Linked DNA regions of Homo sapiens: regions 2 and 3 are each linked to region 1. The links are chromatin loops, found by intact Hi-C in ENCODE. Cell type or tissue: ascending aorta. All regions are shown on one strand. Links, peaks and the distances in the headings refer to the core of each region. The heading gives the core; the rest is flanking DNA.

Region 1 (10,720 bases), core at 2,676-7,675:
TTTCAGACTGTGGCAATGAAGTGAATATCACAATAAAACAATTCACACAAAATGCTTGGTTTTCCAGTGCATAAGTTAGGTTTATACCACTATACTGTAGTCTACTAAGTGTGTAATAGTATTATGTCTAAAATGCAATGTATTAGGTTGGTGCAAAAGTAATTGCAGATTTTGCCATTACTTTTTACTTACCTTAAATAAAAATACTTTATTGCTGAAAAATGCTAACAATCATCTGAGCCTTCAATGAGTCCTGAACTTTTTGCTGATGGAGGGTCTTGCCTCAGTGTTGTTAGCTGCTGACTGATCAGGGTAGTGGCTGTTGAAGATTGGAATTGCTGGGGTAATTTATTAAACTAAGACAACAAAAAGGTTTGCCATATTGATTGACTCTGCCTTTCACAATAGATTTCTTTGTAGCATTTCATGGTGCTTGAGAGCATTTTACCCACATTATAACTTCTCTCAAAATTAGAGTCAATCCTCTCAAACTCTGCCACTGCTTTATCGGGTAAGTTTATAAAATATTCTAAATCCTTTGCTGTCATTTCAACAAGTCACAGCATCTTCACCAGGAGTAGATTTCATCTCAGTAAACCACTTTATTTGCTCATCCATAAGAAGCAACTTCTCATCTGTTCAAGTTTTTTTATTTTTATTTATTTATTTATTTTTTTGAGAGAAAATCTTGCTCTTGTCACCCAGGCTGGAGTGCAATGGCACGACCTTGGCTCACTGAAACCTCTGCCTCCTGGGTTCAAGCGATTCTCCTGCCTCAGCCTCCCGAGTAGCTAGGATTACAGGCACCTGCCACTACACCTGGCTAATTTTTAGTAGAGACAGGGTTTCACCATGTTGGCCAGGCTGGTCTCCAACTCCCGACCTCAGGTGATCTGCCCGCCTCGGCCTACCAAAATGCTGGGATTACAGGCGTGAGCCACTGCACCCAGCCGTTCAAGTTTTGTCATAGAATTACAGCAATTCAGTTTCATCTTTAGGTTCTACTTATAATTCTAGTTCTCTTGCTATTTCCACCACATATGTGCTTACTTCCTCCACTGAAGTCTTGCACACTTCACACTCATGCATGAGGGATGGAATCAACTTCTTACAAACTCCTGTTAATGTTTATAGTTTGACCTCCTCCCAGAAATCATAAATGTTCTTAATGACATCTAGGATGGTGAGTCCTTTCCAGAAGGTTTTCAGTTTGCTTTGCTCAGATCCATCAGAAGGATCATTATCTATGACAGCTATATCCTTAAAAAATGTATTCTTAAATAATATCCACGTGCCACAGTATGGATGCTGTGTTAGCAGGCACAAAGACAACTCTAATCTCCTTGCACATTCCCATTAGAGCTCTTGGGTGACCAGGTGTATTATCAGTAAGCAGTAACATTTTGAAAGCAATCTTTTTTTTTTTTTTTTTTTTTTTCCGAGCATTAGTTCTCAGCAGTGGGCTTAAAATGCCATGCTATAAACAGATGTGCTGACATTCAGACTTTGTTGTTCCATTTCTAGTGCGCAGAGTAGATTTGGCATCATTCTTGAGGGCCCTAGGATGTTCTGAATGGTAAATGAGCATTGGCTTCAACTTAAAGCCACCAGCTGCATCAAACCCTAACAAGAAAGTCAGCTTGTCCTGTGAAGATTGGAAGCCAGGCATTGACTTCTACTCTCTAGCTATGAAAGTCCTAGATGGCATGTTCTTACAATATAAAGGCTGTTTGATCTACATTGAAGAATTTGTTGTTTAGTGTGGCCACCATCTTCAGTGATCTCATTTAGATCTTCAGGATCACTTGATGCAGCTTTTATTTACACCAGCATTTGCTGCTTCATGTTGCCCTTTCATGTTATGGAGATGCTTCTTCACTTTAACCTCATCAACCAACCTCTGCTAGCTTCCAACTTCTTTTCTTCAGCTTCTTCACCTCTCTCAGGTTTAAGAGAATTGAAGAGAGTTAGGCCTTGCTCTGGAATAGGCTTTGGCTTAAGGGAATGCTGTGGCTGGTTTGATCTTCCATCCAGACCACTAGAACTTTCTCCATATTGGAATAAGGCTGTTTCGCTTTCTTATCATTCATGTGTTCACTAGATTAGCACTTTTACTGTCCTTTAAGAATCTTTACTCCGCATTCACAACTTGGCTAACTGTTGCAAGACTCTTCAGTCTTCCTGGCTTTTGACATGCTTTCCTCACTAAACTTAATCATTTGTACCTTTTGATTTAAAGTGAAAGACATGCAACACTTTCACTTGAACACTTAGAGGTGATTAAGTTCATCTTAAGTTCACAGGACACCAAAATAATCACAATAGTAACATCAGAGATCACTGATCACAAAAATGAATATCATCATAATGAAGAAGTGTGAAATATTGTGAGAATTGCCAAAATGTGACAGAGACACAAAGTGACTGTGTGTCGTTAGTAAAAAAAACACTGATAGATTTGCTCTATGCAGGGTTCCCACAAAGCTTTGATTTGTGAAAAATGCAGTATCTGTGTGTGTGATAAAACGCACAACAAAACAAGGTATGCCTGTATTAGTTTATGTTTTGGGGCACACAGTGTATACAAATATGATTTTAAGACATCAACCAAAAGGAGTAGGGACGAACCTGTAAGGGAGCACAGAGGTGGATGTTATTGAGGTGAAGCTGGTAAAAATTCCAATTAGATTGGCATAACTTTAGGATGTCAGATGTAATCCCCATGGTAGCCACAAAGAAAAATCGCTATAAAATATGTAAAAATGGAAATGAGAAAGAAATGTAAACGTTTTAATATAAAATATCAAGTGAACACAAAAGAAGACAGTAATGCAGAAAATTATTGACAAAAAACTACAAACCATATAGAAAACAAGTAGCAAACTGTTAGAAGTCCCTTTGTTGTTAGTAATTACTTTAAATGTAAATGCATTAAACACTCCAATTAAAGGATTGGCCAAATGGATTAAAAACCATAATCCAAATATATGTTACGTGCAGGAGGCTCACTTTATTTTTTTTTAATTTTGAAATTTTTTATGAGATATGGGATCTCACTATGTTGCCCAGGCTGGACTCGAACTCCTGGGCTCAAATGGTCCTCCTGCTTCAGCCTCCCGGGTTGCTATCACTACAGGCATATACTACTGCGCCTGACATTGAGATTCACTTTAGATCCAAAGGCACAAATAGATGGAATGTGAAAGAATGAAAAAAAGATGTTCCATGCAAACAGTAACCAGAAGCGAGAAGAGATGGCTATACAAATATTTTTTTAAAAAAGCTTTAAATCAGAAAAGACAAGAACAAGAGACAAAGGAGGAGACAAAGAAGGACATTGCACACTTAGAGGGTTCAACCCAGCAGAAGTTATAACAAGTATAAACATGCATGCATCTAAAAACAGTCAATTAAAATACATAAAGCAAAAACTGAAAATTGCATGGATAAATAATCAGTTCTACAATAATAGTTGGAGATTTTAATATCCCACTGTCAATAATGAATAGGACAACCAGACAAAAAATAGGTAGGAAATAGTGAACTTAAACAACACATGAATCAGCTATATCTATCAGACAAAATTATGATTACAAAAAGAAGCATGGTGGTTACCAGGGGCTGGAGGGAGGGGAGAATGAGGGGTTATTGTTTAATGGTAATAGCATTTCCATTTTACAAGATGAAAAAGGTTATGGAGATGGATGGTGGTGATGGTTGCCCAACATTATGAATGTATTTAATACTACTGATTGTACACTTAAAATAATATGATGGCAAATTTATGTTATGTAAAAAACAATTTAAAAAACTAGAAAAAAATGAGAAAAAAGCCAATAAAAATTATTCTTGTTATTTATTTTAATTTGATAGATGAGCTCTTAATAGAATAACAGTGACAGAGTCTGTGTCTCAGTCAGCTCAAGCCACCATAACCAAATCCCATAGACTGGGTTACTTAAACAACAAAAGTTTATTTCTCACAGAAAAAAATTATTTCTCACAGGAGGTTTAAAGTCCAAGATCAAGGTGCTGGCATTTTCAGTTTCTGGTAGGGGCTCTCTTTCTGGCTTGTAGACAGCCACTTTTTAACTATATTTTTACATGGCAGGGAGAGAGAGAGGTGAGGGCGTCAATATATGAATTTAGGGGGACACAATTCAGTCCATAGCAGTCTCTCATTTATTTCTTTAAACTGAATTTTCACCCTAAAAATCACATAGAAGAGATAGTACAAGGTGATGCTATGCCAGTAATACCAACATTTAAGCACATCACAAAGACAAAACTACACTATTTCCTCTTTCTCTCTTTCTCTCTCTTTCTCCCTCTCTCTCTTTCTCCCTCTTTCTTTTCTATTTTCTTAATTCTATTTTTTCTCTTAAAATTTTTAATCGATGATAAAATGTCTGTATAGAAAAGGAGGTTGTATACTGTTAAGAGCATGAGCTCTGGAATCAAACTACTACCTGGTTTTGAACCCCTGATCATTACTCACTACCTATGTGACACTGGGAAAACCAGTTATACTATTAAAGCCTCCATGTCCTCATCTGCAAGACAGAGATGATGATAAGTTACCTCATAGGGTTGTTATGAATTTTAAATAATACCATAGAAAACTTTCTATGGTACCCAACATAGCAATCTCTCAGCTAATGTCAATTATGCTTATGGGAAGACTTTACATTTCAAAATAGCAAGCAATATTACAGATATTCTTCCATGACCAAAGGGAAGGCAGAGAGAAAAGGTAGTAAAGTCAATCGAGCAACTACAGGTGGCCAAGCTCTTTGCCAGGTAGTTCATGTACATCATTTGCATTTCCTCGAAGTAGCCTTATGAGATAAGAATTTTCATTTTTACAGATGGAGAAACTGAGGCTCCATCAGTTAAGTAACCAAGAGCCACATACCGAACAATTCAGAGAGTCCAGTGTGTCTGATTCCAAAGTCACATGGTGTTTCCACAACGAAACATTGTTTCCTCCCAGATGTGTGTTGGCTCGGGGGGCAGGACTATATTTTAAAGCACATCGCATTTAGGCAGGCTCCTAAATTATTTAGCTGGCATGTACATGCGAATATCGTCATCATCCTTCAGCGTTTGTATTCGGTGCTCATACTCCACTCAATCTCTCCTCCCCAAAATGGCTGGTTCTGGAACCCCTAAGCACTTGGCAGCATGTTACCAACTCTCAGACAGGAAGTTTTCATTCTCTTCCACAGTTGATAGTCGATGCCTGAGACTTTAAGGAGCCACACCGCGGGCTTGAGAGACGCTGGGAGTCGCAGTCAGGACTGCGAAAGAACTCAAGTGATGATTCACCTCCTGAGGTCTACTTGCTCACATCTCTATGGCAGATACCGGGCTGCGAATTGTGGCTCCCTTTTGACTAAACCTTTTCACTCCCTGCTTAGCCTGGTCTCTATCCTGGGTCACTGCCACTGTGAGTAGTTTCGCTTCTAATTCTGGCCATCTGGACCTCTACTTCCCAGTTCCTGATTTTTGCCTCCACAAAGTGAAGGATGCCCAGGCCCTGAGAGCAAGCACGTACTCCACTGCCCTTTGCTGCCCTCTGCTGACCATAACTGGAAATGATGGTTACTCTTTCAGGCCCTGTCTCAAGGCAGGTACTACAGTGAGAAGAACGAAGCCTGGAACACAAAATTTTGAGGGTGAGCCCCCAAACTAACTAAATTAGATAAATAATATTTTAATGCAATAGTTTTAAAAGTCAAAATAACTGTAAAAAATACATGATGAACAAAATATGTAAATGTACCCTAAATCATACTCCTAGCTTCTGTGTACACAAGCCATGGCATCTGTCTTTTTATTAAAGGGAAAGTCCTAGTATCACAGTAGAAAACCATGCTACCAGTATTGATCACCTTTTTTCCATCATTCACATAGATTTTTAAAACTCACAAAATTTAGAAGAAATAAACAGCAAAAATGAGAACGTCCAAGTGGAGCAGATATACTAGGTGACTCCTGAAGAAAGTAGGTAATTAAGAGAACAGAAGAAAAATTGATCTTTCAACAAATATTAACATCTTCATAGTTAAGAAGCAAATGAATGGGTGGCTAGAATCAAGCACAGTAAAAAATGTTTATGTTTTATGTTTAATTTCTTGGATATTAAAGATATAGGCTAAATGAATAATTTCATAAGAAGGCTTGAAGATTGAGTTTATGGACTCCTTTTCTATCTTGTCACTTGGAACATTCATCGTTCAGTATTAATGAACTAGATTACATTTTCTCCCCTTAATAGGTAGACTCATGCTATTTGATCAATCAATAAGGGGTAATTCAATAATCAGGATAATGAAAATGCTATTTCAATTTGTAGAGTCAACAAATCAACGAAACTGGAAGACAATAATAACTATAAAAGAGAATCTAACTAGTATTAAAATTGATAATGGAAAAAACACAAAAGTCTGAATGTTAAGGTAGCAGAGAGATGTGGCCAGCAATGTCAGACACAAATTCTTGTACCTTCTATAGCAAGGAATCAACATACTAAAATTGATGTAACAAAATATAGAGCTTGAACATATTCTTTAAAATTATAAAGATAACCACCAGAAGAAAATAATATGACTAGAAAAACTCAGGAGTAGATGGATAAAGAAATACGAACTAAGTTTCTCATCTTTCAATAGATGTGACCTAAAGTTGAAAAACAACAACAAAAAAAATAGTAATATTAACATATGCTTAAAGGTATGGTGATAACCACTAACAGAACAAAACATGTTTGAAAATAAGGAGCTAGATTAGACGTGGGGAGTGGGGGAATGAAGACAGGTGGATAATTTACTCTTCACTTGGTACCATTCTGTACTGTTTGATTTTATTAACTTATGAGCATATTAATTTTACACTATAAAAGTTAAAAAAATGAAAACAAAACTTTCTGCAGCTGCAGCTCTTGGCACTATTTCTTTCCCCAGCTGCAGTCACTCTCCTCATACTCATGGTTAGGTCCAATTGAGACAGGAAGAAATTAAAGGGCAACAGAAAAAGTACCTGCCCTGAAGTTCAGGGTTTCTGGGGTCTTCTTTCAATTTACTGTGTTCTGTCTTTACAGGGGCCTAATTCTTTGGAATACTAACTTTTGACTATTTCAGTCCATCAGATCTAGAATCTCCTTAAAGCTTTGCTAAACTTTGACATCATTCTCTTATTTCTTGAGAAGAGTAAGCTTGACTCCCTGGCTCTTTCTGTGATCCTTGAGTTTTAACTTCTTTTTTTTTTTTTTTTAATTTTGACTATGGTTAACTATTGGTCAGCTGGGACCAACCTGACCTGCCCAGGTAGGAATGAAAAGCATATGGAATAGTGGTGACAATTACTATTATCTGAATAAATACAATATGATATATTATTAAGTTAAAATAGTGCTAAGGGAGTAGAGTGATGGTCACTACTCCATTCCTCATGTTTCCACAAAGGAGAGACTTCACGCTCCTAGAGAGAACGCACCTGAAGATATTTGGGAATAGAGGTTTAATCTAGACTAATCACAGTCTTGCACTGAAGTGCTAAAAGCATGAAATGCAAGACATGAAGAAATCAAAACATCTAAATTTTCTAAGAAGGAATAATGTCTCAAATGTCATTCACTGAGAAAGTAGGTAATATACATGGGGAGTTTGCCAGAAGCATTGCCACTACACCTACCACCACCACCACCACACACACACATACACACACACACACTAAACATGTGGAAGCATAATTGTTGATGGGCAGTTTCTGCTCAGTGTATATAGATTTACAGCCTGTGAACTCTTGACACTGGCACCGCTGGCTGGCCCTCCCTGGAACAGAAACCCAGCTGTTTTCAGGTCCTTCTGTCTACAACACAGGTACCATTAAGTTATCTGCCATGCTCTTTGGGTGGCGACAACCGTGTCAAAAAAGATTACACCATTCACTTAATTTGGGGACCATAATTTTGCTTGTAATAACTTACATAGTGGAGCCACAGTTTCTTTTGTGATTAGTTACCCCTTGGAGAGCTGAATTACTTAGAAATTTGAATTAATTTTGAAAAGACTGAAGAAGCTGTAACCATTCCTATGAAAGACGGCCCAGGTTATAGCTGAACTTATAGGAACCCAGAGATCAGTGTAAGACCCTCTGGCTGAGAATGAGCCAATTGTATAGAATTGGGAATGAAGGAATTTGACCTTAATTTCTATGGGCTTTTCATTTGCAAGGGAATTTAGTCTGGAGGGTTAAAAAATGAGAAGAGTTTCATATTGTTCAACTTTAGAATATTTTTATGTTGTTGATCTGGTCTTGGCATTCATGAATACATTCATGAATGTATACATGAATATAAAATGAATACATTCATTAATTCTGGACAACATGACTGAGCATAATCAGTAATAGGAAATAGAATGGGGAATACATTTTCTGCTTAGGGTGCTGCATGCAGTTCTGTCTGACTCATGTTGCTAGAGACTTTTGTTGGCAAAAAGCGAAATGCCCATTGGCAGCTCTGGAGGGAATTAGTGTGGAAAGAAGGAGGGTTTAGGAAAGTGAGAACATGACGGCCCTGTGAGCAAGCAACTTCCCTGCTGAGAGGAACAGCCCACCCTGGCTTACTTCCAAGTTGCTTAAGTCCAGTGGGTTATGACATTGTTTCCCAGCCTTCCTTCATATGTGGCCTTCGTGTCTGCATATCGCTCACACTAATACTGATATAATATTTTTCCTTAAATATTGTGTATACTTTTAAAATCTTTCGCTCAATTTTTTACTCATGATAAACAATGTTACATATTTTTCTGATTACAACATATATATTACTAAAACTTTTTAAAAAAATGCCTGTCATCATGCTACCTAAAATCAACTTACATAATGCCAGTGGAACACACACTGTAATATACCAAGAGATGAAAAAGCTGGCAAATAGCAGGAGGGATGCTTGTTACTCCACTCTTAGGGTTTCTGTTCCAATCCTGATGACAGAAAACAGCACTGGAGTAACGTTCTGGGGCCCTCTCTCCACTTTTTCTCTCAGCCCATCCCAAGCAGCAAAGAAGAAATTTTTCCATGGCTTGTAGCAGCTCGAGTACAGTGCTTTCTAATTTTGCCCTTGGCAATTCAGCATGCAAGGCTTCCTCCTAGGTTGGAGTTGGGCTGGAGAAGGAAGAATGAAGTTGTCTGGCCCTTCCACCTGTGACTACACAGGCTGCTTGGTTCACTTAAGAAGGAGTAGCAAACCCTATTTCTGACTTAAGTGTAAGGCTCATTCTCCAATCCAGCTTTACTATAGAGTGCTGTAATTTGGGTAATAATACATATAATAAATTTCAATCTTCTTCTGTTTCCTGCATCTATGTCTCAAGTTGGTTAAAACTCACAAAGTAGAAGGATCAGGATTACATGTTAAACACAAATTCCAACACACCTTTGGTTACAAAAACAAGTGAAAGAATTAGAGAAGAAATGTTGCTGGAAAGAAAATGAATGCTCCTGTTTTAAAGCAAAATGCCCTGTGTGAACATTTAATGGCAGTATTATGAAAAGTTAATGCAATATTCAAATATTTTGACTACAAGTTCTTACTTCCTCAATTTGGAGTGAGATTCACACGGTATTCTAGTCTTTTTGTAGCTAAGTCTGGAGCAGGAGAACCCTCCTCTGTCCCCTAGACTCTGAGAGGAAACAAGATATAATAAAAGGATTTGGTTCCTATTGGTTTGGGAATTGGGCCAGCACATGGATTCTGGATGTTTGCAGTTGGGCAAATTACTTAACCTTCCTGAATCTTAGTTCTTAAATCTATAAAGTGGGGATATCAATTCTCACAGGGTTGTTGCAAGGATTGAGATAATGCATGTAATGAATGAATTTGAAGACTGATCCCTTCCCTGCCCACAAACTGAGCTAAAGATGTTCTATAAAGGATTCAGACTCCCCAGTGTTTCTTCATGGTTTTGCTTTATGGGTCTCCTCTGGGGCGATGGAGGCATCAGCGGAGTTGTAGAATTTCCATTTTGGATGCAGTCCTTCTCTCCCCACCCTCTTCTCCCTCACAGCCCTAAATTGAGGTTTGGGGGCTGTTCCTTGCTCCAGAGGACTCCTCATTTGGAACTCAGACTTAATTTCCTTTATCTCATGGCTCTCCCCATGTCCCATCATCAGTTTCTAAGACCACAGCTTGTGGCCCAAGTCTTCCATTTCCCCACTAACCCCAACCTCCATTCATTTAGGAGTCAGCTGAACAGATGTAAAGCACTTCAGTGGTGCCTGGCATACAGTAGATGATCAATACCCATGAATTTCCTTTCCTAGACTTGGAGGCTGTAAGCTTTACAGCCTGTTTTTAAAGAGCTGTACTGACTCTTATGAGTGTGAACACAGTGATCCAATAACTGCATGTTAGATATGAAATATTTTGCACATCACAGACCCAATCTTTAAAACCACTAGCATCTGTACTTGGTCAGTGAGACTGCCATTTCAGAAAGAAATTCATATCCATGTCTAGGCATCCACTAGATATGTCCATATCTAGAAAGTTTTTTAAAGTGTTTGGACTCTTTCCCTTGCAAGGAAATGGACTATGGGTGGTCCAGCTTATATTTGGGATGCCTTTTTCCACACAGATAAAATTCCAAGAAAATAAGATTTTGATCTCATGTAAGTTCCTTTGTGCAAACAAGCTTGCATAGCAAAATGGTGC
Region 2 (10,720 bases), core at 2,234-7,233, 220 kb before region 1:
TTACCAAACTCCCTTCTGGGCAAGAACTCTGGAGAGGTATGTATCAGTTTGCAGCATGCTCTTTGGTTTTGGCAGGTATTCTTCACAGTTTACAGTTTGGGACTATTCATAGTTTGACCAGTTTTCTATCCTTTTTTCTTTGTTATTTTGTAGGCACAGCTAGTGTAGTGAAATCAAAACAGTTTTATCATGCCATGTTTTGCCAGAAATCCCGTTTTAATTAGGCAAGAGATTGAAAGGGATATTTTATATTTACTTCTTTCAGAGTACTTGCAATGAAACAAAAGTAGAGTTACTTTTAACTTATATAGCTTTTAATTCTTTCTGCATGTCAGTGGGGCTCAATCAATAACAACATAAAGAGAATGAATTTAATAAATCTAAATGGATGATGCTCTAATTTTGGATATAACTAATGGAAAATGTAAATGACAGCTTAAACTTCCACATTGTTTATTAAACATGTGATAAATATAGCCTTTTCCCTGCATAGTACTCCTGAGGAATCTTCTCATCTGGAGACTCATATAAAATTATGATAATATTTTCCCTTTTCCCTGAACAATCTTCTCTTTAAAAAATCCTTAGATGCTTAATCGGCTCAACAGTATATTAAGAATAAATGGCTTCCCTAGGGCTATGGAGCGGAAATGAAAGTATTATGAGTATTAGGACTAGCAGGAATATTTGGGTCATAAATGGAAATGTCACAGTCTCCTGGAACTGTTTGCTTTGCATATTTATGATTTTAGTTATTTATACCTAGCTTTGTTTTTAAAAGGATTTCAGACAGCTTACCAAAGTATAGACAATAAAAACAAATAAGTGAGGGAATCAAGGTAAAGACAATATATTACGGAAAAAAACAAGATGAAACAAGGAGTGAGTGAATATAACATTTGCTGCAAGATTCAATCTACTTACTAAAAGTGGGCTGGCTATCTGGCTCAGAGCTTTCTAGCAGCCAAAGTGAAGAGGGAAATGTAATTAGTTTCAAGATTCACAAACTCATTAAGAGGTAATCCAGGCTGCCTCTCAGGAGACCTGCCCAGTAATCCTGGTATTAAAATACCAGGTTTAAATGTAATGACTTGTTTTCTTGACAACATAGGTAGGGTAAATAAAACAACAAATTTCACAGAGAAATTTCTTGGAATCTTCTTTAATAAGTTCAATGGCATAACACTAAAGAAGAATTCATTTAAAATTTATTCCAGCAGAGACTAGAATGGTACCATTCAGGTACAGACTCCTACTGGTCTGTAGAGTCTTAGAGTATTCAAAGGAAGTGAAGAATTATGTATACATTTCACAAATGATATCTTTACATTTTAGTCATTGTTTTAAATATGATACATGTGCATTAAAAATCAAGTAATATGAATTAAGTTTTAAAAACCCCACCCACCTTTACTCTCCAGGAATACTCATTATTAAAAATTTGGATTTTTTTCTTTATATAAACAAAAATATTAATGTACAAGTGTGTGTGCACATAAACACACCAGCACACCCCTGAGACTAGAGTTAAATTCTAGTTTCCACCACTCGCAAATTTAGAGGCATCATTTTTTAGTCACATACTTGGTGTAGGATGCAGCTGCGGGTCCACATGGACCAACAGGATAATTTTGTTTAGACAGAGTGCTCTTCATGCAGATGACTCCAAATAGACACCTGCCAGGGCATTTACTTAGGGATGCTGCAGTGGAGCAGCTGGTGAGGTCAAGCTCTGTTTCACCTATGGTCTGAATGTTTATGTCCTCCTACAATTCGTATGTTGAGATCCTCACCCTCAAGGTGATGGTGTTAGGAGATGGGGCTTTTGAAAGATGATTAGGTCATGGGGGCAGAGTCCTCATGAATGTAATTAGTGCCCTTACAAAAGAGACCCCTTACCCCTTCTACCATGTGAAGACACAGTGAGAAGACAACATCCATGGATCATGAAACAGGCCTTTGCCAGACATTGAATCTGCTGGTGTCTTGATCTTGAACTTCCCATCCTCCAGAACTTGAGAAATAAGTTTCTGTAGTTTATAAGCTACTCAATTTATAGTGTTTTGTTATAGCCACTCATAATTGTAGTAGGATTTACTTACAAAATTCATAGTCAAACTTCCTAATTTTAAAATTCTTTATTATTTAAATTTTTTTAAATTACTAATTTCTTTGCCTGTGATTGGAAGTTTCAGAACATGCAACATCTATGATGTCTGCCTTTCAGGGCAGATAACACAGTAGTAATAGTGGATCAAAGGAAGTTACAAATGTAGAGATTGAAAAATAAAAAATGAACAGAGATTAGGAAAAAATAAGTTAGAGGGAAAAATAAATATCAAATTCTAAGGGTAAAAATATTTTTAAAGAAAATAAAAGCAGGAAAATAATGTTTTTAAACATTTCTTTTTTTAGTTTCAATCATGGGAGTACCTGTGCAAATTTGTCACAAGTGTATGTTGCCTGGTGCTAAGGTTTGGGCTTCTATTGATCCCATAACCCAGATAGTGAACATAATACCCAATGAAAAGTTTTGTGGCCCTTGGCCCCTCCCTCCTTCCATTATTTTGGAGTCCCCTGTGTTTATTGTTCCCATCTCCATGTCTGTGTGAGCCAAAGATTTTGCTGCCACTTATAAGTGAGTAGTATTTGCTTTTCTATTTGTCTGTTATCTTGTTTAGGATAATGGCCTCCAACTACATCTGTGTTCCTGCAAAAGATATGATTTCATTCTTTTTTATGGCTGCATAGTATTTCATGGTGTATATGTACCATATTTTCTTTATCCAATCTACCATTGATGGGCACCTATGTTGATTCTATCTTTTTGCTATTATGAATAGTGCTGTGATGAACATGATTACATATGTATTTTTGGTAGAATGATTTATTTTCTTTTGTATATATATATCCAGTAATGGTATTGTTGGGCCAAATGGCAGTTCACGTTTTAGTTCTTTGAGAAACCTTCAAACTGCTTTCCACAGTGGTTGGACTAATTTGCATTCCTGCCAACAGTGTATAAGCATTTCCTTTTCTCTACAACCTCACTGACATATTATTATTATTATTATTATTTTACTTTTCAGTAATAGCCATTCTGACTGGTGTGAGATAGTTATCTTGTGCTTTTGATTTGGATCTCTCTGATAATTAGTGATTTGGAGCATTTTTTCATGTTCACGTCCTTTGCCCACTTTTTAAATGAGGCTCTTTATTTTTTTCTTGTTAAGTGCTTTATAGATTCTGGATATTAGGACTTTGTTAGATGCATAGTTGGCAAATATTTTCTCTCATTGTGTAGGTTATCTGTTTACTTTGTTGATAATTTCTTTTGCTGTGAAGAAGCTTTTTTGTTTAACTAGTTCCCATTTGCCTATTTTTCATTTTGTTGCATTTGCTTATGGGTTCTTCATGATAAACTATTTGTGTAAACTAATGCCTAGAAGAGTATCTCTTAGGCTTTCTGCTAGAATTTTTATAGTTTGAGGTCTTACATTTAAGTCTTTAATCCATCTTGAGTTAATTTTTGTGTATGGTGAAAGGTAGGAGTCCAGTTTCATTCTTCTGCAAATGGTTAACCAGTGGAAAATAAAAAAACAGGCAAATAGTTACTAAAGTAAGGATAAGGAGATAACAAATATTACAATATAAATTAAAAGGAAAAGTCATACAAAAATAATACCAAGTAAACAAGCTAGAGTTTTAGAAATCAAAACAAAACAAAAAGTTAATATTTTTGGATAGAAATTATATTCAAGCAAGAAAAGAAAGTAGAAAAATGTAAAGAATGGGAAAAAGGAAAAGACAGACAGACAGGTGACTACTGTAGGTAAGTAACTAGAGTTCTTAAGAAAATCCTGAGATGGCTCTCTGGCTAGCTCCTTCCAGGGAAAGAACAAAGATGACTGACTCTAATATGATGCCCTTAAACTCTGGCACTTTAACTCAAACCTGCAGGCACAAACTTGTAGGCACTCTCTCATAATCTCAGGGGTGGTGGTTTTTTATTTCAAACAGGCGGTAGTCTGTTGTGGTGTTTCTGGGTGGTCCATGTAGCTATTAACATTGCCTTTAAATACCTTTCACATAACTGTACTATTGGAGTATTATAAGAAGTTGGAGAAAAATCACAAACATCCATAGAATTTATAAGCTGTTCAGTAATCCACAGCAAGGAATGTCACTTCACCATTGACGGTAATAGTTGGCATATTCATTGGAATTGTCTCTAAAGTAAACTTTAGAGCAATCTGCTTTGGATTTCTCACTTTATAAAAATGATTCAATATTTTTAAAATATAGACCAGAAAACAAAAAAAAGAAAGAAATAAATAAATGAGAAAAAAGAAAGAAGAAAAAGAAAATGAAAAAAAGAAAGGAAGTAGTAGAAAATGCCTTTTCAAGGCCATGGTTCTAATCAGTGTACATCTGTAGATAGTAATGCCATTTTTCCATTATTGATTTTTGTATTGGGGGACAACATTCTTGAAGGTATAACTGCAATAGTAAGTAAGTATGACTGCAAAATTCAGTAGCCCTTGCTATGCTTTGCTTCTGAGTCTCTGCTTCATTTGTTCTAAGAATTGCCCAAAATAACATGAGAGAATAGTATCAAAAACTACTCAGTGTGGACTTGAATGCCATAAAACTCTAGACAAATAAACTGTTTTAGTGAAATTTGTCATAACATGGACAAACTAGTGAAATTTTTCATAACATATTCTCTCCAATGTGAACTGATACTTCATCTGTGGTGTGATCATACGTGTGCGTGTGTAGCTTCCACCTTGGTATGCTTATGCTTTATGGACTTTTGTACCTTTGGCAACAAATGTTATTACATCTACTTTCCCATGGCTTTCCCCTACTGTGAGTGGAGTGGGAAATAAAATATGCTTTTTTAACTTCCCTTGGGCTTTAAATAAAGTTAGACTATGACTAGGCAACCAGCAACGGGAAACAATGAGAAACAAATGGCAAATTCTCGCAAGTCAAGTCCTTCCTGTAAGGTCAACTCTAGCACATGCACTGCATAGCAGCTAATAATAATAAAAAAGAAACAAGCAAAGCCCTGCAAGCCTTTTGCTATTTACTGCTATTTCCTCTGCCCTCCACATTGGAGGCTTTGTATCCCTGGGACATATGTAGTTGTCAATGTTAATCTTATTTAGTAGGTGAAAACATGAAAATTAATGTAAACTGATTTACATAACTGTGAGTTCCTTAAGGATAGGAATTGTATTCTATTGGTACTTTGAATCTCCAGACAGAGAACAATGCCTAACTTATGTTAGTTGCCCAAGAACAACATAATCCCACCTTCATATACTTGTAGCACACAGATACACTGTTCTGCCAACCCCTATCATGAAGAAGATAAAAAATAGTGCTATAGACACAAAACTCTGAACTCTCCACAAAACATATAGCTCTTTCAGGGTTGTCACCTCTCTACTTGTTCCAGGTTGGGAAATGTTTTGGAGAATATGAAAACATCTTGATTTTCAGATGATGCACGCCAAAAAGATTTGTATGAGAAATAGTAATATGGGACCAAAGTATCCAATCAGGAAATCTTATTATTTTGTCTTTAATAATTTTTACTTTGGGAATTAATAAACAAAACAATTTTCAATAGAATTAACAATCCATGAGATGCAACATAGTGAGTGAAAAAAGCCTGGAGTCATTTAGAGTCACCTGATATTTGCTGAATTGTCTATTATATGTCAGGCTTGTGCTAAGCTTTGGTAATATTGAAATGAGTTAGACAGATATGGTCCCTGTCCTCATAGAGCTGACATTTTAGAGGAGGAAATAGGCAAAAGCCAACCAACTAAACAATATCTTAAGTGGTTCACAGGAAAGAAACATGGTGCTGAGATGGGGCAGGGCAGTGGAGGAGGGAGTTCCAGAGGGAACCTCCTAGGACCTGACTAGGTAACAAAGGCTGAGATCAGAAGGGATCCCAGACTCTGGAGAGGAATATTCCAGAACCATGAACTTACAGAAGCAAACGTTTTGAGATGGGAAAGAATTTGCATGTTAGATCTAGGTCTCAATATAAACATGGTCATTTATGAGCATAAGCTGGCAATTTCCTTTATCTAAGACTCTTAGTTTCACATTTGTAAATTCAAAATAATAATGCCTATGTTGAAAGTTGATGTGAAAGTTAAAGCTTTCTGTGGCAAAGTGCCCAAGACATTGTAGACCTTCAGAAAATGTTGTTTCTCTTTTCTGCCAATATTTTATAACTTCAGATGAATTCCTTACAAAAGTCATAGCAATAACAGCAACAATAAAATGTTAACACTTCCCAAAGATGTGTCATTTTTTTTCCAAGTAGCACTTACTGTAAAAAAAAAAAATCCAACTCTTGGAGGCTTTAAACAGGATTCAGCTGTACCCTAACAACTGTGAAGGTCACAGATTACCATGCCTATTTTTTAATCCAAGTATATTTCAGTGACTGCAAAAAATCAAAAAGGAAATATAACAGATTGAATTCTTTACTTGGTAAGTTTTCAGCAATAGATTAGTGTGTATTTAATGGACTTTTCAGCATGAGCTAATTTAATCTCTTTTACACTAAACAGACTCTTATACAAGACTTCGCAATGCTGCTGTATCACCATCAGGATTATTTTACTATCTATAGACATTTTACGTTTTAAACAGCCCTACAAAAACATGTGTCTGTTTATACGACCTTTCATAACTATTTCAGTTGGGTTTTGTCAACCAATTGTAATCCTTGTTTTCTTAACAAGAAAGCAATCTTCCCATTCTTGAAGGAAGTACATTTCATGCATTAAACTATTAGAGCAATTTAAGTCTTGAGTGAACTCTGTTCACCAAAACATATTCCTCTGAGACAAAACCACAGCCATAAATTGACCCACAAAAAAGTAATCCCTGGGATTAGTATCTGTACAGCTTCATGTTCTGCTGAAAAACAAATGAGCAAACAGGAGCACTCCTCATAACATGCATCCTCAACACACACACACACACACACACACACACACACACACACACACACACACACACACACACAAACACAGAGGGCCGTGGCATAAACCAGAACCGACATGGTGGCTGTCATGATTGCATAAAGGGTTGAGGATATAAATCAGCTCTGGGTTCACAGGACCCTAGATCCCTTGAGTATCTGGAAAAAGACATGTTTTTTCCTAGGAATGTTCTACTCTGTCTTGGATGTAAATTGGAGGTAGCTATGTTCTCTTGCCACTGAGACCTCTAGTTAGCAAGGTTGAGGTTGCTAGGAAGAATTAATGGGGGAGAAACCATATAGGTTTGCAGAGGAGTGAAAATTGCAATTTGGAGCTTGTGGTGGTGCTAAAGAGAAGAAAAGTGGAAAACAAGAGGTTTGCTTGACGGGAGAACATGGAAACTCAGCAGAAACCAAAATTGTGGCATAGGTAAAATAAAGCAAACTGAAATAACTCATTGTAGGCAAAGCTAGGGTGAGTTATCTGGGTTTAAAAAATACTATTTTAAGAGAATGAGAAAATAATATATTTGGTTTAAATTATTCTGAGGAATGTGGAAATTGTTTCTAATAAGGGAAAATGAAAGGAGATACCTGTGGATTGAGATTAAAGGTGATTTTTTAAAAAAATTTGATACCTGTGAAGACTCAGAGTGACTGAGTAAGATAAATATTACCTTTGTCTTTGGCCAGCCAAATTTATGTTCCCGTTTTTTCTTTACTAGTGACATTTCTTTCTTGAAATTCTTGCCTAGAATGCCCCTTATCTCTCCATTTATCTAAATTTCTTGCTTCCTGTTAAAGTCTTTCCTCCTCTGTTGAATTTCTTTTACTGACTCTATTCTCAGTAATCTTGCCTTCCTCTGACTTTCCTTAGCTACTCTTTATTATTGAGCTGTAAATCCTAGCTGAATCTAAAAGGTGAAATAGACTGGTTGTGAAATTGGTAGAATGATGGTCCCTTTTGGGTACCATGTGCAAGAATTGTTAAGTTTTTGTTTCGGGAGCAGCAGGAGGGAGGAGTTTTGTGAAAGTTAAGTGGTGAAGACATGATCGCTATGTAGGGGATGGGATTGAATTTTTATTCTTCTAGCCTTTAGGATAGATTTTGAGCCCAGTGGCAACAGAAGTGGAGGCTAGAAGCTGGAAGAACTGTAGTTATGAAAGACTTGTAGAGACATTAGATACATGCAGCATCGCTTTGTGGCCCATCAGATCACTTATAGCATAGATTTTCATGAGAGGACAAGCTCCAATCATGCCTTCACCTCCTTCTCCAGCTACAGAATCCAGTGTTGTGTTGTTACTTTAAGAGTCAGAAGGCCATTGGTGTGGGGTTGTTAAGCATGCCAGATTGTGCTCCATTGGATAGCACCAGGAGCAGAAGTGATGGAGTGGTACTCAGATGAAGAAGACAGAGCTGAGGCACACAGTCAGGCGGGTCCCAAAAAAATGCAAGACCCCAAAGAAGACTCCCAGAAATGTATAGGGGAGATTCAGAAATAAAGGAGAAGGGGATGGGGGAGGGGCTTAATATCTTCGTAAGCAAATACAGGCTGCAAACCCTAATAATTTGGCATAAATATCAATATAATTTTATTTCTGAACATAGGCTAGTATAGTCATTACCGTCTATTTCATTTACAACTTGCCAACATAATACAGTTTTCTCTTAAAGAAAAAAACCTTTAGGATCAGTGGCACATGTGCAAGTTTGTTACATCGATAAACTTGTGTCATGGGGATTTGTTGTACAGATTATTTCATCACCCAGGTACTAAGCCTAGTACCCAATTGTTATTTTTTCTGATCTTCTCACTCCTCCCACCTTGCACCCTCAAGTAGACCCAGGCTCTGTTGTTCCTCTCTTTGTGTCCATGTGTTCTCGTGGTTTAGCTCTTACTTAAAACTGAGAACATGTGGAATTTGGTTTTCTGTTTCCCTGTTAGTTTGCTAAAGATAATGGCCTCTGGATGAAGGACATGATCTCATTAATTTTTATGGCTGCATGGTATTCCATGGTGTATATCTAACACATTGTCTTTATCCAATCTGTCATCAATGGGCATTTAGGTTGACACCATGTCCTTCCTACTGTGAATGGTGTTGCAATGAACATATGCGTGCATGAGTATTTATGGTAAAATGATTTGTATTCCTTTGGATATACACCCAGTAGTGGGATTGCTGGGTTGAATGGTAGTTCTCTTTTTAGCTCTTTGAGGAATCACCACAATGCTTTCCACAGAGGCTGAATTAATTTACACTCCTACCAACAGCGTATAAGCATTCCTTTTTCTCTCTAACCTTGCTAGCATCTGTTATTTTTAAACTTTTTAATAATAGCCATTCCGACTGGTGTGAGATGGTGTCTCATTGTGGTTTTGATTTGCATTTCTCTAATGATCAGTGATGTTGAGCTTTTTTTCTTATGCTTCTTGGCCGCATGTATGTCTTCTTTTCAAAAGTGTCTATTTATGTCCTTTGCCCATTTTCTCACGGGCTTGTTTTTTGCTTGTGAATTTGTTTAGGTTCCATATAGATGCTGAATATTAGACCTTTGTCCTTTGTCAGATGCACAGTTTGCAAATATTTTCTCCCATTCTGTAGGTTGTTTGTTTACTCTGTTGATATTTTCTTTTGCTGTGCAGAAGCTCTTTCATTCAATTAGATCTCATTTGTCAATTTTTGCCTTTGTTGCAATTGCTACTGGCATCTTCATCATGAAATTTTTGCCAGATCCAACATCCAGAATGGTATAGCCTAGGTTGTCTTCCAGGTTTTTCACAGTTTTGTGTTTTACATTTAAGTCTTTAATAAATCTTGAGTTCTGTATATGATGTAAGGAAGGGGTTCAGTTTCAGTCTTCTGCATATGGCTAGCCAGTTATCTCAGCACCATTTATTGAATAGGGAGTCCTTTTTCCATTGCTTGTTTTTGTCAGGTTTGTTGAAGATCACATGGTGATCTGATCAGATGGTAGGTGTGTGGCCTTATTTCTGAATTCTCTATTCTGCTCCATTGGTCTATGTGTCTGTTTTTGTACCAGTACCATGCTGTTTTGGTTACCATGGCTCTGTAGTATAGTTTTAATTTGGGAACGTGATGCCTCCAGCTTTGTTCTTTATGCTTAGGATTGTCTTGGCTATTTGGGCACTTTTTTAGTTCCATATAAATTTTAAAACTTTTTTTTTCTAGTTCTGTGAAGAATGTCATTGGTAGTTTCATAGGAATAGCACTGAATGTGTAAATTGCTTTGGGCAGTATGTCCATTTTAATGATATTGATTCTTACTATCCATGAACATGGAATATTTTTCCATTTGTTTGTGTCTTTGATTTCTTTGAGCAGTGTTTTGTAATTCTAATTACAGAGATGTTTCACCTCCCTGGTTAGCTGTATTCCTAGGTATTGTATTCTTTTTTGTAATACATTCTTTAAAAGCCAGGTTCTATTAATTGTAATTAAAAGTAGCCAAATATGCATTTCTTTAAAAACACTGTAATTAGGTTCAGGTCTTCACCAGAGATTTATCCAAGTTAGTGACCATATAAGGTTTCTAGGTTTGCCATTAGGTGCCACAAATTGGGTGACTTAAACAGCAGAAATATTTTGTCTCCCAGTTCTGGAGGCTAGAAGGTCAAGATTAAGGTGTTGGTAGAATTTGTTCTGTCTGAGATCCGTACAGGAAAAGCTGTTCCA
Region 3 (10,720 bases), core at 3,197-8,196, 590 kb before region 1:
CATATAACAACTTAAAGTACATATAAATTCAATATATATCCAATCATTGTGACTATGACACAGTAGAATATTAAAATACTATTTTCAAAATGTATACAAGCTTAATGTTCTATGTATTCAAACTATTTATTCAAAATATAAATCATCAACATAATTTGCCACTAATATTCAGTCCCTTCACAGGACACGTGATTCACTGGGAGTTAATAAATTAGCAGCTGGCAGGCAGTGACACACAGCAAAAATGAAAACCAAGAGGTGAAATAGTTCTGAAATAAAGGTTTTAAAGCTAACAGAAATCACTGAATTACTAAGTCATTAGCACTAATTTTGAGCCAACTAACTAATTAATATGAGATGATACAACGTCCTATACTTTGGTATATACAGACTATGTTTAAACAATGTCTGAATGTCTGTAACGTGACTTTCAAAATGCTCCTGGCTTTACAAAGATGTGATTAAGATGTAGTAATACATGCTAAACCATTTCCCCCTGCAGAGCATGTGGTAACTTTCATCAGTCACATTGAGAGTCCAGAAGATAAAGGAAAAGGTCGTGGATTTCGCTGAGAACTTGCCAGAGTTGAACTCCCTCATTTTCCGTTCCCCAGCATTAGCGGGTTCTGGGACTGGTGGCTGTGGTGGCTCGTTGGTCTTTGTGTCCTAGAAGGTGGGGAATAATCATCATCTTGAAAAAGAAAAAATGGTCATTACTGAAGGAACCATCTTAGTTTACAGCCACCTCTGGGTCAATTCCCAACATTCAAAAGCTGAGCAGGGCTTTAAAGCTATCTTAATAATTATTTCTGTATTGCAAACTTCAGCAATCTTTTTTCTAGTTACATTTGAAATGTTATTCTTTTGGGATGTGCTCAAGTGAATACTGCTTTTTCCTCTGTCTTGCTTCATTACTTTTTAGTTTGCTTCAATTGAAGCATCATTGTAAGTCTCCCCTTCTCCTCAAATAACTTTAAATTGCTGCCAAGAACTATGTTCTATTTTAAGGCTTTTGAGAAAAAATTTTCAATGAAGATAGCCACCTAAAGTTATACAAATATAGAAGAAACGGGATAAAATAAAGCTTAGATTGGAAAAAATATTTAAGATTATACAAAATTCAAGCATAAACAAGGGAAACTGAGTAATTGTATATTCAAATACTTTTAACAAGTGCAAAACATGTAGGCTTAAAGAAATAGAGCTGGCCAGGCATGGTGGTTCACGCCTGTAATTCCAACACTTTGGGAGGCCGAGGCAGGCAGATAACTTGAGGTCAGGAATTCGAGACCAGCCTGGCCAATATAGTGAAACCCCCTCTCTACTAAAAATACAAAAATTAGGCCAGGAGCAATGGCTCATGCCTGTGATCCCAGCACTTTAAGAGGCTGAGGAAGGTAGATCACCTGAGGTCAGGAGTTTGAGACCAGCCTAACCAACATAGAGAAACCCCGTCTCTACTAAAAATACAACATTAGCCGGGTGTGGTGGCACATGCCTGTAATCCCAGCTACTCGGGAGGCTGAGAAAGGAGAATCCCTTGAACCCGAAAGGCAAAGATTGTGGTGAGCCGAGATTGTGCCATTGCACTCCAGCCTGGGCAACAACAGCGAAACTCCATCTCAAAACAAAAAAAGAAAAAATTAGCCAGGTGTGGTGGCACATGCCTGTAATCCCAGCTACTTGGGAGGCTGAGGCAGGAGAATCGCTTGAACCCAGGAGGCTGAAGTTGAGGTGAGCCGAGACTGCACCATTGCACTCCAGCCTGGGTAACAGAGCAAGACCCTGTCTCAAAAAAAAAAAAAAAAAAAAGAGAAAGAAAGAAAGAGGGCTACATTATTTATGAAACAGATACTGTTAACTCAGTCACCAGAAAGCCTGTGTATAAATGAGCAGTGAGATATTCAAGCACAGCACACACACACTTCTCAAGACAGCTGTCGTGAGAGTTCCAAGCTCGTTTCCTTCTGGATACATCAGCAACTCACTCTGCTATGATCCTGCAATACATCTCATGTTAGAATTAGACACATCTGGGCCAGGCACAGTGGCTGATGCCTGTAATCCTAACACTTTGGGAAGCTGAGGCAGGCAGATCACCTAAGGTCAAGAGTTCAAGACCAGCCTGGCCAACATGGTGAAACGCTGTCTCTACCAAAAATACAAAAAATTAGCTGGGCATGGTGGCGTGCCCCTGTAATCCCAGCTACTCGGGAGCCTGAGGCAGGAGAATCGCTTGAACCCGGGAGGTGGAGGCTGCAGTGAGCCGAGATCATGCCACTGCACTCCGGCATGGGGGACAGAGCAAGGCTCTGTCAAAAAAAAAAAAAAAAAAAAAAAGAAAAAAAAAAAAAACAGAAACAGAAAAAGAAAAAAGAATTAGAAACATCTGAATCAAATTAGCTGCCAGTCTCGCAAAGTGTCGGGTAACATCCTATTAAGATTGCTGCTTACACATCATCTATAAAATACTGAAAATATCATTTTAAGAAATCTTTTTTTTATTTTGAGACAGAGTTTTGCACTTGTTGCCCAGGCTGGAGTGCAATGGTGCGATATCAGCTGACTGCAACCTCTGCCCCCTGGGTTCAAGCAATTCTCCTTCCTCAGCCTCCTGAGTAGCTGGGATTACAGGCATGCGCCACCACGCCTGGCTAATTTTGTATTTTTAGTACAGACAGGGTTTCTCCATATTGGTCAGGCTGGTCTCGAACTCCTGACCTCAGGTGATCCACTGACCTTGGCCTCCCAAAGTGCTGGGATTACAGGTGTGAGCCACCATACCTAGCCAAGAAACCCTTATTTGAAAACAAGCCAGGCGCAGTGGCTCATGCCTATAATCCCAGCACTTTGGGAAGCCAAGGCGGGTGGATCACTTGACGTCAGTAGTTTGAGACCAGCCTGGGCAACATGTTATAACCCCATCTCTACTAAAAATATATTTAAAAAATTAGCTGGGTGTGGTGGTGGGCACCTGTAATCCCGGGTTCTCAGGAGGCTGAGGCAGGAGAATCACTTGAACCTGGGAAGTGGAGGTTGCAGTGAGTGGAGATCATGCCACTGCACTCCAGCCTGGGTGACAATAGAAAGACTCCATCTCAAAAACAAAACAAAACAAAACAAAAAACCACTAAAAAAAGACTCCATTTCAAAAACAAAACTAAAACCAAAAACACAACACAAATGTAGTATACAAATGAAAATAATTACTGTGTTAAACACAGTTTCATAGAAAATAAAAGACCAATCAAATACAATAAGCTGCCTTTTTAGATGGGTATGTTATTCTTCTTTTACAGCTAAAGAAACCGGCTCAGAGAATGTTATTTGATTGGACCGTGTTGCATCTCTGGACAGTGCAGCTGAGATCAGACTTTGTGTGTAACTCCACTAGCCTACCAGGGTGCCTCTCATAAAGGTAAGAAATGTAAATTTGGCCTAATATAAAAAGTTGCCAGGGCAGCACTGGGTCAATTCTACATACAGTACTTCTATGTTCATCAAGGGAAACCTTAAGGGAAAGTGAAAATGCTTCTAGAAGGTGACTGGACACCAGCGCCTTTGCTTGTTGCCTTTGGGCTCTTCTTCTAAGGCCAACAGTGACCTGAAATTATTGACTGACTTTTCCAATCAAGTGGACAAAATGGTACCAAGGTCGCCAACATCAGACAAATTCACTTGAGGGCCTTATCTATGTGCCTTGAAAGACAAAACTGCTTTTGTAAAGGATACTGTATTTCAGAAAAACATAATCATATTAACAACTAATAAGACTGTAAAATGCTGATGTGTTGAATGCTACTTTAGAAAAACATGCTCAAATCTAGGGAAAAAATTTGATACAAAACTACGTATCAATTATCTAGCTAGCTAGCTAGCTATCTAGAGACATGCTTTCACTCTATTGCTCAGGATGGGAAGCAGTGGGATTATCATAGCTCACTGCAGCCTTGAGCTCCTGGCCTCAAGTGATCCTCCTGCCTCAGCCTCCTAACTAGCTAGGGCCACAGGTGGACACAGTTACTCCTGCGTTTTTGTTTGTTTGTTTTGTAGAGACAGGGTTTCACTACATTGCCCAGGCTGGTGTCAAAACTTTGGAGTCTCGCTATGTCGCCCAGGCTGGGGTGCAGTGGTGCGATCTCCGCCCAATGCAACCTCCGCCCCCCGGGTTCAAGTAATTCTCTTTTATCAGCCTCCCAAGTAGCTGGGACTACAGGCATGCGCCACCACGCCTGGCTAATTTTTGTATTTTTTGTAGAGACTGGGTTTCACCATGGCCAGGCTGGTCTCCAACTCCTGACCTCAGGTGATCCACCCGCCTCGGCCTCCCGAAGTGTTGGGATTACAGGTGTCAGCCACTGAGCCTGGCGGAGCACTTTCTTATGTTATTAAGTAGCCTAACCCAGGTGGGGCGCTGTCCCTCACGCCTGTAATCCCGACAACTCTGATGGCCAAGGTGAGAAGATCGCTTCAACTCAGGAGTTCGAAACTGACCCGGGCAACATAGCGAGGCCCCCCCCCCACCCCATCTCTAGAAAAAAAAAATACAAAAATTAGGCCAGGTGCACACCGCGCCCGGCTAATTTTTGTATCTTTTGTAGAGACGGGGTTTCGTCATGTTGCCCAGGCTGGTCTCGAACTCCTGAGCCCAAGCCATCCATCCTCCCGCCTCGGCCTCCCAAAGTGCTGGGATTACAGTAGGGCCCAGCCAGCCTCATGTTTTATTTAGCAGTCCCTCCCTGTTGCACACTTGGATAGTTTTTTAATTTTTTTACACAGGGTTTACCTCAATCTCGCAGGCTGGAATGCTGTGATGGGATCATAGCTCACTGGAGCCTTGAACCGTTGGGTTCATACTTGAGGGCTGGGGGGCTGAGCCCCCCTCAGCTGGGGGGAGCTGAGGTAGGACTACAGAGATGGGGTTGCGCCATGTTGCTAGGCTGCTCTTGGCCTGAAGGGTCCTCCCGCCTCGGCGGCGCCAGACATAGTTTTCTATTTTTGACCAACATAAACACTGTGCTGGGTCTGAATTTTTCAGCTACCCTTCTTCGGCTGGCAACACACAGGACCTGGCGGGGAGGTCGCTCTTACCAGTCCCCACTCTGACGAGAAGACTGCCCAGCTCCAGGCACCGTAGGGCCCCAGTGACGTAGCCGAACACCCACGCCTCTGACGTCGCCAGAGGCCCACCTCTATGGTGTCGGCGAAGGCGCGCCATTGTGACGTCACGGAAGGCGCGCTCTTGTGACGCCACGGAAGGCGCGCTCTTGCGGCGTCACGGAAGGCGCGCTCTTGTGAGGTCGCAGGGGACCGCCACTCACGCGGAGCCAATCGGAACTCGCGGCGGGGCTGCTGGGTCTTCCAGGAGCGCGCTTGAGCGGACGCTGCCTACCGGTGGCCGGGCGGGATGTAACCCGCTGCTGAGCTGGCAGCTCTGTGTCGCTAGGCTTCGGCCCGGCCGCCGCCGCACATAAGCTGCGAGGAGGAGCTTTACGACTTCCCGGTCTTCGGGGCCGGGCGCAGCAAGGGCCAGACTCTGCGCTAGCAGGCGCTGCGCGCCAACCGGCCGGCACCTGTCGCAGAAGGTGCAACCGATCGCACTGTCGCGCCGAAGCTCCTCAATGGCCAGCGCCAGCTGCAGCCCCGGCCGCCCACTCGCCTCACCTGAGCCTGGGTACGTGCGCCCCACAACACCTCCCCCAGGCAGGGCCCGGGGACCCCCGGGAGCGTCCCCGGCTACCTGGCGCCGCTCATCCTGGGTAGGGTTGGCCCCCTCTGAGGCTGCCCGGCATGAGGGAGCTGCACCCCTGAGCTTGACCTCTGACGGCCCTTTGTAATAGCATTAAGTCTTTGAAACTTTGTAGCGGGGTAGAAGGGGCTAGGAAACGAAGAAAACATCTTTTTAAAAATATAAGCGGTCGGCTGGGCGAGGTGGCCCACGCCTGTAATCCCAGCACTTTGGGAGGTCGAGGCGGGTGGATCACGAGGACAGGAGTTCAAGACCAGCCTGGCCAGCATGGTTTCACTGAAACCCCGTCTCTACTAAAAACACAAAAATTAGTCGGGCGTGGTGGCGGGTGCCTGTAATCCCAGCTACTCGGGAGGCTGAGGCAGAGAATTGTTTGAACCCGGGATGCGGAGGTTGCAGTGAGCGGAGATCGCGCCACTGCACTCCAGCCTGGGCAACAGACCAAGACTCCGTCTAAACAAACAAATATATGTGTGTATATATATGCGATCGAGCCCGGGAGGTTGAGATTACAGTGAGCTGAGATTATATAAGCGATCAAGCACTGGAGGTTGAGGTTACAGTGAGCTGAGATTGCGCCATTGCACTCCAGCCCGTGTAACAGAGGGAGACTCTGTCTCTAAAAAATTATATGCAAGTGAGCGCTTTTCTTCCAGCGCTCATGCTCAGACTGAAGAAAGTAATTGGGCCAGGCCTGGTGGCTCACGCCCATAATCCCAGCATTTTGGGGAGGCGGAGGCGGAGGCGGAAGCGGGTGGGTCGCTTGAGCTCAGGAATTCCAGACTAGTTTGGGCAACATGGTGGAACCCTGTCTCTACAAAAATACAAAAAATTAGCTGGGCATGGTGGCACGCACTTGTAGTCTCCGCTACTTGCCGGGCTTAGGCGGGAGGATCGCTCGGCTGCAGCCTCGACCTCCTGGGGCAATCCATTTCAGCCTCCCAAAGTGCTGAGATTACAGGAATGAGCCATCGTGCCTGGCTTTGCACTATATTTTAATACTTTTTTTGAAAATGGAAACTTTTACAGGCAATTTACTTCAAACTAATGATAAGGAAGTGATGCTGTTCTGTTCTGTTTTGTTGTTTTTGTGTTTTTTTTTTTTTCTTTTTTGAGATGGGGTCTTGCCCAGGTTGGAGTGAGGTGGTGCAAACAAGGCTCACTGCAGCCTTGACCTTCTGGCTCAAGGAATCCTTCCCCGTCAGCGTCCCCGGTAGCTAGGACTACAGGTGCATGCTACCACGCTTGGCTAATTCTTTTTTTGAAATGGAGTCTCACTCTGTCTCCCAGGAGTGCAGTGGTGCAATCTCGGCTCACTGCAGGCTGGTCTCAACCTCTGACTTCGGATGGTCCACCCACTTCTGCATCCCAAAGTGCTGGGATTACAAGTGTGACCCACCGCGCCTGGCGATTTTGCTCATTTTAGATACTAGAACTTTTTAATTTAAAATTTTTTTTTTCCTGAGATGGAGTCTTTGTCTCCAGGCTGGAGTGTAGTGGCGTAATCTCGGCTCACTGCAACCTCCGCCTCCTGAGTTCAAGCGATTCTCCTGCCTCAGCCTGCCAGAGTTGCTGGGACTACAGGTGCGCACCACCACACCCAGGAGTTCAAGGCTGCAGTGAGCCATGATCGTACCACTGCACTCCAGCCTGGGCAACACAGCGAGACCCTGACTCCACAAATAAATAAATCAACATCATATGATCTGTACCAGGGTATAGGCAGGTGCTATGATCCCCACTTTTCATCCTCAACTCTAAGTTGAGTCATACATCAACCTCTAGTAAAAAGTGGCATGCTCTCAGTCAAAGGGGTAAGCCCAAACCACGTGGAGAGAATCTTATCTCTTTTGAGAGCTAATATAAAAAGAATTCCTCCTAGGCATAAAAATATTGTGACATCAGTTACTTAGGCTAAACATGCCTATTATGCTAAGTGAGTTATTAACAATAAATACTTTAACTCTGTGCCATGTTACTTATCATAATCTGATTTATAATTTGTTTTAACCTTAGGTTATATATACCTTGAAGCCATTTATATTTTGGTATACTTGTAATAATTACTATACACTGGACTATGTATATTGGACTAAACACGGAGAGTCAAAAAAGAGTATGTGGTCAGAGTAGAAATCATGCCCTAGCTTCCTTCGTGTCTACCTCCTACCTTGAGTAGAAGTGGTAGAAAAAGTAATTACCTAAGATTTTTTGGATTCTGGTTTGTGGAGAAGCACCCTTATATTTAGGCTGATGGGCGGCAAAATTAGAAAGTATTTTTTGTGATTTAGACTTTTATACAGAGATGTTCATTGTGATTAATCTTTGTATTAGCAGATTTTTGCTTTTTATAGCTGCATGATTTCTTGTTTATTATTCATTCATTATTGTCTATTAATAAAGAAAAACTTTATTTCACTGAAGCAGTGATATATAATCCAACTTGGATTTTTAAATAATGACTGACTTTTTTCTTTGGGAATACATTACTGTTAAAAATGTAATTATTAGATACATTACTTTTAATGAATATAAGTGGTATAATTAGAAGGCTGAAAAGAATCCTTGGAAACGTGAGTTTAATTTGATAGCTAAGAAACTGAGGACAAGATACTTATTCTTTGTAGCATATTTTCTAATGTCATTTCATTGTCTCACCAAGAAATACTTGCATAAAGCAAGTTCAATTACAGCATCTGTTGAATATTTAAGGTTGGGTAAAGTGGGTGAGTTTAACAGATATTTTCCCTTATTTCTTTTAGGCGAATCTGGATTGGGAAAGTTGACATTAATCAACTCATTATTCCTCCCAGATTTGTATTCTCCAGAGTATCCGGGTCCTTCTCAGAGAATTAAAAAGCCTGTACAGGTCTAGATATTGGTATTTTTAATTGATGATAAGCTGGAATAATATTAATACACACAAAGCACGTGTTGTAACTTTTATTATGCTTCCTTAGAGGTAAGATGCAAATTTGCCCTCAGCCAGTGTAAGATGGTAAATATGACTTCATAAAATTAAAAAAACAGAAGAAGTACAGTTAATCGAATTATCTTGACTAGAACTTTCCAAATTTGTCCTAAGGATTCTCCTAGAGATGACACTGTGACATAGTAACCAATTCCCCTGGAGTTGTGCTATGTAGTATGATAGTCATTTGCCACATGTTTAAATCAATTAAAATTAATTAAATTAAAATGCAATTTCTCATTTGCTCCAGATATATTTCAAGTGCTCAACAGCCATATGTGGCAAGTGGCTGCCATTTTGTGCAGCACATATATGAAGATTTTCATCATTGTAGAAAATTGCATTGGACAGTGGAGAGAAAACATGATTCATAGAAAAACTATTGTTATTTAAATACAGTGTTCTATATTAGTCAGTGGGATAATACCATATCATAGTTGAATGGCAATAGCAATTCTGTAAGACTCCCAAGCTATATGTGATCTAATTTACTGCTTCTCAGTCTTTGCTATGCATTCCAATCCTGGGTATCCTGTTAAATTTATTTCTTCTAGTAGTTCTGAGATGGGCTGCCTTTCTACATTTCTAACAAGATCCCAGGTGATGCTGATGCTGCTGGATGGTAGATCACACTTTATAAAGCAAGGGGCTAGACTCTAGATATGCACTTTTTATTAAATAGTACAGCAGCCTGTAGCCACATGTGGCTATTAATCTTTGAAATGTGGGTAGTCTGAATTGTGATGTTCTGCAAATATAAAATATGCCACAGATTTCTAAGACTGAGCATGGAAAAGAAAATCTCCGTAATTTTTTATATTGATCGTATACTGCAGTGATAATATTTTGGATGTATCGGGTTAAATAAAATTGACTGATTTCACCTTTTTCCTATTTTAAAAGTGGCTACTAAGAAAATTTTAAATTACTTACATGACCGACATGGTATTTTTATTTGGCAGCGCTGCTCTAAGCTGTTGATGAAAAATATTGTTGGTGAGCTCTGCTTAGGTAATATATAGGACACGAGCAGAGAGGAGGCACGTGAACAGTTCTGGCTGGAGTAGGCTTCATTGAGGCCATGATGCTTTTAGCTGGATTTGAAGAAGTGGTAGTGATCATCCCAGTGCACAGGATAGGAGGACAGTCTATATATTCTGAGCAGTAACTCATATATATCATACTGCAAGACCCCAAAGGAGTAATTTTGTGAAGTAAATCTTATTTCTCCTTTTTAATGTTTCTATTTTAGGAATTTTTTTTTTTTTTTTTTTTTTTTTAGTAACCTTCAGAGGGCTTGAGATTTCAAATTACCTGCAAAATTCTACTCTAAAAACTTGATCCTACATGCTTATTTATTTTGTGATAAATATTGGAAATTTTAAACCTAAGCAAGAAAATGAACTTTGAACTTTCTTAATTTGGGTATCTATTATGAATACCTTCACTTAAGTATTTATGAATTTAGATATGAAAGGTAAAACTAACCACTGTCCAAATTAATATACAGTTCATTTCCAGAACCCTAGTTTCTTCCATGTGCTCACTCGCATTCAGTATTACAACCCCCAAAGATAAACACCTTACTGACTGCCTTCTCCATAAATTTGCCTGTTCTTGAACGTTATATACGTATACTTTTTTGTATCTGTTTTCTTTCAGTGAAGATTATGTCTGTATTATTTACTCATGTTGGGTGTAGTTGTTTTTTTCATCGTCGTATAATACTCCATTGTGTGAATGTATCAGTATATCCTTTATTATTTATTGTAGATAAGCCTTTGGGTTTTCAGTTTTTTACTAACGGGAACATTCTTGTGCATGTCTTAGTAGACTTAGGCACTCATTGCTGTTGTGTGTGCATAAAGATATAAAGGTATTTGAGTTTATTTTATTTGATTTCTAGTGAGGTTGAACATGTCTTTTGTACTCAATAACTTCAGATTTCATTAAAGTCTTTTGGTAATCTTAATATTTTCTGTCATTTTCTTGCTGATTTA

Evidence for each region. Peaks named below come from ENCODE experiments on the same cell type or tissue, not always from the same donor. Only the 100,000 strongest peaks of a DNase experiment are listed, where the experiment ranks them.
Region 2: a loop joins it to region 1, with 9 times the contacts of the local background. A loop is called at or near these places in 4 of 110 quality-filtered maps.
Region 3: a loop joins it to region 1, with 5 times the contacts of the local background. A loop is called at or near these places in 13 of 110 quality-filtered maps.

The regions. Positions count from the first base shown.
Region 1 is chr4:120,044,493-120,055,212 of GRCh38, forward strand. No RefSeq gene overlaps it. Among named protein-coding and RNA genes, the nearest start is that of MAD2L1, 17 kb to the right of the region's middle. RefSeq lists an enhancer at 5,207-5,586. In ascending aorta, for the core only: a CTCF peak has its summit at 5,585 (motif pointing left); a DNase peak (open chromatin) is centred at 5,549; H3K4me3 peaks cover 938 bases; H3K27ac peaks cover 2,158 bases.
Region 2 is chr4:119,828,906-119,839,625 of GRCh38, forward strand. No RefSeq gene overlaps it. Among named protein-coding and RNA genes, the nearest start is that of LINC01365, 30 kb to the left of the region's middle. In ascending aorta, for the core only: no CTCF peak of the experiment used is centred there; a DNase peak (open chromatin) is centred at 4,996; H3K27ac peaks cover 4,956 bases.
Region 3 is chr4:119,449,460-119,460,179 of GRCh38, forward strand. It overlaps the pseudogene GTF2IP12 and the pseudogene SEPTIN7P14. Among named protein-coding and RNA genes, the nearest start is that of LINC01061, 44 kb to the left of the region's middle. RefSeq lists an enhancer at 4,885-5,424. In ascending aorta, for the core only: CTCF peaks have their summits at 5,427 and 5,646; DNase peaks (open chromatin) are centred at 5,282 and 6,462; H3K4me3 peaks cover 2,255 bases; H3K27ac peaks cover 1,790 bases.